Linked DNA regions of Mus musculus: regions 1 and 3 are each linked to region 2. Evidence: chromatin loops called from intact Hi-C (ENCODE). Cell type or tissue: heart. All regions are shown on one strand.

Region 1 (2,500 bases), 110 kb after region 2:
GCAGCTCATTGGCTTCTTCAAATAGTTTGCTATGGGTCTGAGGGTATCCATCAAAGTTCATGAGCTAGAATTCTTATTCTTTTTTTCCAGAATTAAAGTGTGTGTGTGCGTGCGTGTGCGTGTGCGTGCGTGCATGCATTTGGGTACCTGTGTACATGCATTTATGAGCATGCCCAGGTACCATGGAGCCTCAGTAGAAATTAGAGGATAGCTTGCATAACATGCAGCAGTCAGTTGTCGCCACCATATGGGTCCAGTGGCTTGATCACAGCAAGTTCCTTAACCCACCGAGCCATCCTAATCCTCTGTTCAGAGGCTGAATGTTGAGAGAGGAGGAGGCCACGAGACCTTTCCCCCTGGGATAAACACTCTGTGGAGTTGTTTCCTTATCTTAAGAGTGGGTTGTTCTAAAAATGACTTTAGTTCTTTTGATCCAGGATCTTTCAAGAACTGAGAGTCATGTGTAGATATGACTATACCCAAGAACTCTATCATAGGCAGACAGTCGGGACAATGGCACAGAAGTGACATTAAGAAACCCTGATAACAAAGCTATGAAACCCTTCAGAAGTAGAGTGCAGGATCCAGGGGAACATGAGTTTTGCCAAGAAGTATAACAATAAGAGAGCCCTAATAAAGATGTCAACTAGTCCAAGGCCATTAGGGCCATGATAAGGCTATCAAGGCTCTAGAGTAACCCAAGGAGGTCCAGCCTTAGGTCCCAGAGCAAGCCATAAGTTCCATTGACTTGTGTACATTGCCCAATTCATACTCAGGTAGCATGCTTGTGCCCTGAATGCTTGAATCAAACCTAAATCAAACAACAGGGGACCAATGTCCTGTTTTCTTGTTACCAATAGACATTAAGCAAAATTTGGTTTTGAAATTAAAAAAAAAAAAGGCTTTTCTGCTTTGCCCCCTTCCATTCTTTCTATCCATTCTCAAATGCCCTTTCAGCCTTTCATTTGCTAATGCTAAGGCCATCACCAAATTGTTGAGGTATGAGCCCTTTGGCAGCTTTCCTCAAAGAACTGTTTTTAGATGACATTTGGAGAGCGTCTATACTGATCATGTTGTTTCGTTCCTGGATAAACAGTCCTCTACTTATAGGAATGACTCAGAACAGGGTGAGTAAGGGTCAATCCCAGCCAAGTCTCATTTGCTGAGGTGACTCAGCAGGGAAGTATTTCCATAAACCAACCACAGCGTTTTCCTTTGTGAGCCAGGGAGCAAGCTACCCCTGACCTCACATGGGCTGCGTTTGTGAGCAATGGGCAATGTCCCAAAGATACAAAGAGCAAACGAAGCATTTCCAGCCCATCATTCAGAGCATTGTGATGCAGACAGCCCCCACCAATATACTGCTCCTTTTGACTGTTTCTTACCAGACAGTTTTGATGGTTGCTGAGTTTTCATTTGTCACTGTTCTTCCTCTGTGGATGACGTGGGAGCCAATTCCTTCCAGTGACAGCCACACTTGCTGACTCCAAATCTGTATTTCTTTTCATGCTCCCCACTGGCCACAAATCCAGAGATACATATGCTATGTGGTCTCGAATGCCTCTTAAACCTTTGTCCTGTTCTTTCCCTAACCTCTCAGAAGTGATTCCAATAATGTGGCTACATCTGGAAGTGATACTGTGGCTGACACCGTGTTCTCTGTCCAAGGTGGAGAGTCAGCACTGAGGATATCAGAGTGAACCAAAGGGGTGTGGTGTGTCTTCAGTAGCACACAGCATTGATCGCACTGTGGTGGTACACAGCTTGTCTTTGGATTGCCAGGCAATGGAACAGGAAATGTTCTTCTGGTTAAACTAGTTGGACCAGAGATCCGGAAATAGCTGCTAAATGCAGTGACACATTTACAAAGGTCTGAACAAACCCCAGAGCAACCCAGCCAGCCATCTGGGGTATCATAGCACTTAGCCATCTTCGCAAGCAGTGCATCAGACTGTCCATCTTTCACAACTTGCAATGTGACAAGTACTGGTGGCTACCAGATTTAGCAATTGAACACAGAGGAATTCATGTTATGTTTGAATTTCAGATAAACAAGGAATAATTTTTATGACATAAACATGCCCCAAATGCTACATGGGACATGGTAATATTAGCAGTTATTCATCATTTATCTACTATCCAGATAAGCTGAGTATCTTATATCTGGTAAGGGTAGGCTCCTGGAAAGTGCTCATGGGGATATGTGGGTCCATTCTGGGGTTCTGAATTTTATTTGTCTGGGATTTTATTTAATGGACTTTAAATTAAAGGCCATTAAACTAAACAGTGTGTTAGTTACTCCTATGACACTGTGACAAAATATCTGATAGAAGCAGTGCAAGGTAGGAAGGAATATTTTGACTCACATTTTCACATAGTGGTGGGGAGAGTGCTAAGAAGCAGAGCGGTTCATGCCATGGTAGACCATAAAGCAAAAACAAACACAACAACGACAACAATCACAGCTGCTGGGGTAACTTCTCCTCTTTCCTCCTTTTTT
Region 2 (2,500 bases):
CTTTCAACACTAGCCTGAGGAGTCTTATGAATCTGGTTGCCCTTTTGGCTAAAGTGGGGAGGAAAGGAGTCAACTCAGAATTAAGAGCTGTGGTTTCAATTCTGAGGAAGGCACAGTTAGGTAAAAAGACAGTCTAGCCTTTAAATCTGTCTGTGAGGTTCGTCCTCTTACATTTTGGACAGGTGCTATGAGTTGAATTTCCATTTCTGGTCTCCTTTTTACGAAGGGTTTACATGCTTGCAGCCAAGTGTTATTAGATGGTATTAGATATTTGCTTTATGTGTGTTTGTGTGCAGGTGTCCACAGAGGTTGTGAGCAGTCCTTGGATTCCAGGGAGCTGGGGTTAAGGTAATCTGAGCTACCTGGTGTGAATACTGGGAACCTTTGGAACAGCACCAAAGGACTCTTAGCCACTGAGCCATTGCTCTAGATCCTATCACTGTCTTATAAATGCAATTCGGGATAGCTATTTTCTAAGAGAAAATTTCCAACCGGTAAAACCAAGATTTAATTTAGAAAATATGTGTTTCTATTTGAAGGAGTTTTTAAAATTATTAGTTTAATGGCCCTTGAATTCTAATCCTTCTTGTGATTGTCACACCATGAATATTGTGGCTTCTGTATTTGGTATTCTGTTTAAACATTTCTTTCAAATATATATATTGGTGTGTTCTTCATGGACATTTGAGGTCAGAGAACAGCTTTTGGAAGTCAGTTCTTTCTTTCCATCATGTATGTCCTAGGGAGCAAACTCAGGTCGTCAGGCTTGGTAGCAAGCATCTTTACACTTTGCGACATGTCTTTGACCCTTACATTTTCTTGAAAAAGTTAATTGTAGCATTTATGTTCATAACATAGAGCTTACTGCCTACCTCCAACGTGGCTTTGTCTTATAGAACCAGGCTCTTGTCCCATTCATTCCTAACTCTCCCTGTCCCTCTTTCCCAGTGTCCCTCCTCTCCAGTGTCCTTCCTCCACAGTGTCCCTTCTTCCCATTGGCAGCAGTCCCCATTTTACATTCTGCCTCTGGGAATTTGACTTAATCTAGATACCTCGTGTAAGTGGATCATAACCATATTTGTTGTTCTGTGACTGGCTCATTTCACTTAGCATAATATCCTCGTGTGTTTGGTGCTTTGGTTTTTAAAATACCATTTCCTCCTAACACCCGTGGGCTAACTCATTTACACTCTACAAAGGTCACCAGTGGAATTTTAACAACACCCCCTAAGTCTGGAAATAAATGTTAAAGATGAACATGTGTCTGGAAAACGCCACGTTGCTCACAGCAGAGTGGAACATCTCAGGGGTGAAAAAGCTAACCCACTGCAGCCTCCATGGTGAAGAAGGGGGTCCTGTCAAGTGGCACCAGCTGGGAACCTCTTGCATAGTAGGGCATAAAGCCATAGGCATGAAGCCAAGGGCAGGGGACGCTCTGCAGATGTGCCCTGCTCACACTGGTGCCAGCGGTCATGCTGCCCTACCGGGGCTGGGCCAACAGCTGCTGGTGGAGGAGTGAGGCTGGCAGCGGCTCTGGAGGGAGGCATGTGCCGGCTCGGCGCCAGAGCTGAAGAGCAGTGGGCAGCTGCTGGGAATCGAAGACTGGACGAGAACAGAGGGTACCATAACACCCCAGACTCCCTGGCATACCTCCTCAAAGCAATGTTACCGCTGCCGTTGTATTTCCGGCTCCCCAAATTCTGCGAACACTGAGTCTCTCTCCTCTTTCTCTGTCTTCAGGGCCCACGCCAGGCTGCTACTCAGCCTTGTCACACAAATGATTGAACAAAGTGAGGGTGGGGGCTGGGCTGGGGCTGGCTGGGGACAGTTTTTACGAGCTCCCGGGGGAGGGGGGCGGCTGTTCATTTATCCCAGCAGCAAGGCAAATACTCTAAAACCCGTGACCCCACCCTTTTCAAAGAAATGTAATTTGCTCTTGTCAATAACATGGATTTCCCACCTCAAAAGAGCCAACATTTTCTCGTTATTTATCAAATCTTTTACACTCTGATGACTAATGAAAAACTCTCTGGCAATTTGTTACTGTGTTGGCATTGTTTACCATCAGAAATGACACTAGAACACAGGGGCACTCCGTTACAATTGCATTCAAAGTTTACTCTCTCCCCAGGGAGCATATACCCCCACATATCCATAGGGGCTGATAACCATTATGAATACAGCCTTTATGAATAATCTACGAGGCACTCAGCACCTCAAAACACCACATTGCAATTCATCAGCTCATTTTGGCATCATGAGAGTGTTTGTGATGTCACCTCAGTTGAAAAGAACGAGACTTAAAGCAGGGAAACATCTTTACTAAGGCCATATAGCAAGTCAATTGCAGTGTAAGTATAGGTCACCATAGCCTTCAGCCAGAGCTCCTTCCTCTGAACTGTGTTTGTGAAGAACATGTTAGAATCAGGGAAAACATGTGAGACACCACACACACACACACACACACACACACACACACACACCACATACATGTTGTTGT
Region 3 (2,500 bases), 120 kb after region 2:
AGGAGAAGAGTGGCTTTCCTCCATTCTCCTCTCCTCCTCTTGAATATAATGGTAGCATGGATCACCTCCCTGTTAGGAGGGCATTCAAGTTTCTGGGCATCCTTGGGCTTTGCCTAAGGGAGACATCCTGTAAAATGTGCTTTATTTGACATAAATTCCCTTATAGAAATTATGTCATAGATTTTCCTATATCTTCCTGTACTGCTTTTACTTCTTTACTGATCTAAGGCAAAAACCACATCTTTTCCTATTTCACAGCCTGTCTGTCACCATCAAATCACTGTGTTCTAATCCCTGCAGGTCCCAGCTCCCTAGTTATCAGAGTCACCAACCAAATTGGTGATGACACAGCATGGAGACACACAAACTATGCTCTGGCTGCACAATGGTCCACCAAAGATATGGGATCTTATAAAGAACAGCATCCAATGATATGCTGAATATACTGTCCTTATAAAAGGGGAGGGCAGAGAGAGAGAGAGAGAGAGAGAGAGAGAGAGAGAGAGAGAGAGAGAGAGACTAGCCAGACAGAAACCATGGAAACCAGACGAGAAACACATACTTCAAAGCAGAGACCTGGAGATAAAGCCTAAGAAACCCCCCAAGTCAAGAAAGTATGTCTATCTAGCACTTGAGTGACACAAATGTGCCCATCAGGAAAGATTATTCTTGCTGCACAGCTGGTAGCCCCTCAGTGGAACATAAGCCCCTAGCCAGGAGGAGATGTCATATGCCAGATGTGAAACAAATGCTTCTGTCCTCACAAATTTACATGTTGAAGTTATGAACGTAATATGGTAGTATTTGGAGGTAGGTCTCTGAGACACAAGGTTAGATGAAGTTGTAAGAACAGGACCTCAGTCTTATGGGAATGGTGTCCTTATAACGAAATGGAAACACTAAGACCATTCAAGGAGAAACAGATTGTTCAGCAAATGTGCTAGGATGATTGTGTGTGAAAACTGGATTCACACCATGTTCCAAACCAACTGGAAATGGATTAAAAGGTATGGGATCATAAAAGTTCTGGAAGAAAGCTCCTTGGCATTGTTTCTGATACAATATATATGTATGTATACAATATATACATATATGGGTAATGCTAAAAGTTTTGGCAATAAGATTAAAAAGAAACAAAACAAAAAGATTACATGCCTAGAAGATTCTGCTGGTCAAAGGAACCAATTAATGAGATGGACAGGCAGCCTGAGAGAAAAAAAAATTCAAAATCCACAGATATGATATGGGGTTAATATCTGAAACATATAAGGAACTCGTATAATTCAATGGCAAATGAAAACAAAGTCAAGCCTGAAGCCCCCCCACCCCCAAAAGGGGAAAACCAACTGAGAAAATGACCATAGACATGGAAGTGGTGAACAGTGTGTGAGCTTGGCATCACCCATTGACAGGGGTAGACGAGGAAAAGTCACAGTGCAGTCTCCTGGTAGACTGGCTGTTGTAAACAGCCATGTGATATAATATTGCTGAAGACGAGAAGGGGGTTTCTTGGCACCCTTCAGATGTAAATTAACATAGACAGTAAAAGTAGGTCATTATCCAAAACATCCTCTTTGGAGTACTGCCCAATGGAAATGGAATCATTGTCTTAGAGATCTACAGCAGCGACAGAGTAGACTCAACCTGAGTGTCCAGTAAAGACAAGCAAAGAAAGAAGTTACGATATTCACACACAGTGGAATCTTTTAAAATAGTTGCTTAGTTTTAGTTTACATATATAAGGAAGTCAGAAGAGAAACTGGATGACTGTGAGTTCTACGAACCCCACCCTGATCCCTACAAGTGCTCTTAACAGTTGACGCATCTCTTAAGCCTCACACAATGGAGTTTCACCCAGTCTCCAAAAGGAAGAAAATTCCATCCGTTGTATTGTGGATGGATTTGGATGACATGAAACTAAGAGAAGTTAGCTATACATAAAAAGTACTGCAGGACCTCACTTGATGCTGCGTTGGTTTGCTTGTCCCTGTAACAAATGTTCAATGTTGTCAGCTTATAGAGAAAAAGCTTCTCCATAAGATAAAAGCTTCTCTATTGATAAAAGTGGGTTGCTCTAGTGTTGTGAAGCCCTTGTTGAAGCGGCTCTTCTGGTGGGCATGTATATTACAGAGCAAAAGAGATCATGCTCGCCACAGAGTCAGGGAAAAGGAGAATGAGGGAAGGGGTGTCCAATACGTTGATCTTCTTGACTGTATTAATCCACTCAGGATGAACATATTAAATAAAGCATTTTGTGTTCCTGAAGTATATACAGCAAAAAAAGAGCCAGTGATTTAAAAAAAAAATGCTTGCTTGCCCTCTCACCCTTTCCCTCTCCCTCTGCCATGTGAAATAGCAAGATATTCTGTCAGCAAGAGACCCTCCCCCGACATCAAATCTGTTGCCATCTTGACCAGCGTGCCAGCCTCCTCGGACTGTAGATTAGTTAAGCTGTCTGGTCTGTGGCATTTTCTGATGGTAGCAAACAAAGCACCCTGAG

Evidence for each region. Hi-C counts contacts between places; a loop is a spot of excess contacts. Peaks named below come from ENCODE experiments on the same cell type or tissue, not always from the same donor. Only the 100,000 strongest peaks of a DNase experiment are listed, where the experiment ranks them.
Region 1: a loop joins it to region 2, with 2.0 times the contacts of the local background. A loop is called at or near these places in 2 of 42 quality-filtered maps.
Region 3: a loop joins it to region 2, with 1.8 times the contacts of the local background. A loop is called at or near these places in 2 of 42 quality-filtered maps.

What each region holds. Positions count from the first base shown.
Region 1 is chr13:35,394,561-35,397,060 of GRCm38, reverse strand. No RefSeq gene overlaps it. Among named protein-coding and RNA genes, the nearest start is that of Gm22674, 100 kb to the right of the region's middle. In heart, no CTCF peak of the experiment used is centred here; a DNase peak (open chromatin) is centred at 1,190; H3K27ac peaks cover 785 bases.
Region 2 is chr13:35,502,722-35,505,221 of GRCm38, reverse strand. No RefSeq gene overlaps it. Among named protein-coding and RNA genes, the nearest start is that of Cdyl, 160 kb to the left of the region's middle. In heart, no CTCF peak of the experiment used is centred here; a DNase peak (open chromatin) is centred at 1,471.
Region 3 is chr13:35,383,913-35,386,412 of GRCm38, reverse strand. No RefSeq gene overlaps it. Among named protein-coding and RNA genes, the nearest start is that of Gm22674, 92 kb to the right of the region's middle. In heart, no CTCF peak of the experiment used is centred here; no DNase peak of the experiment used is centred here; H3K4me3 peaks cover 285 bases; H3K27ac peaks cover 812 bases.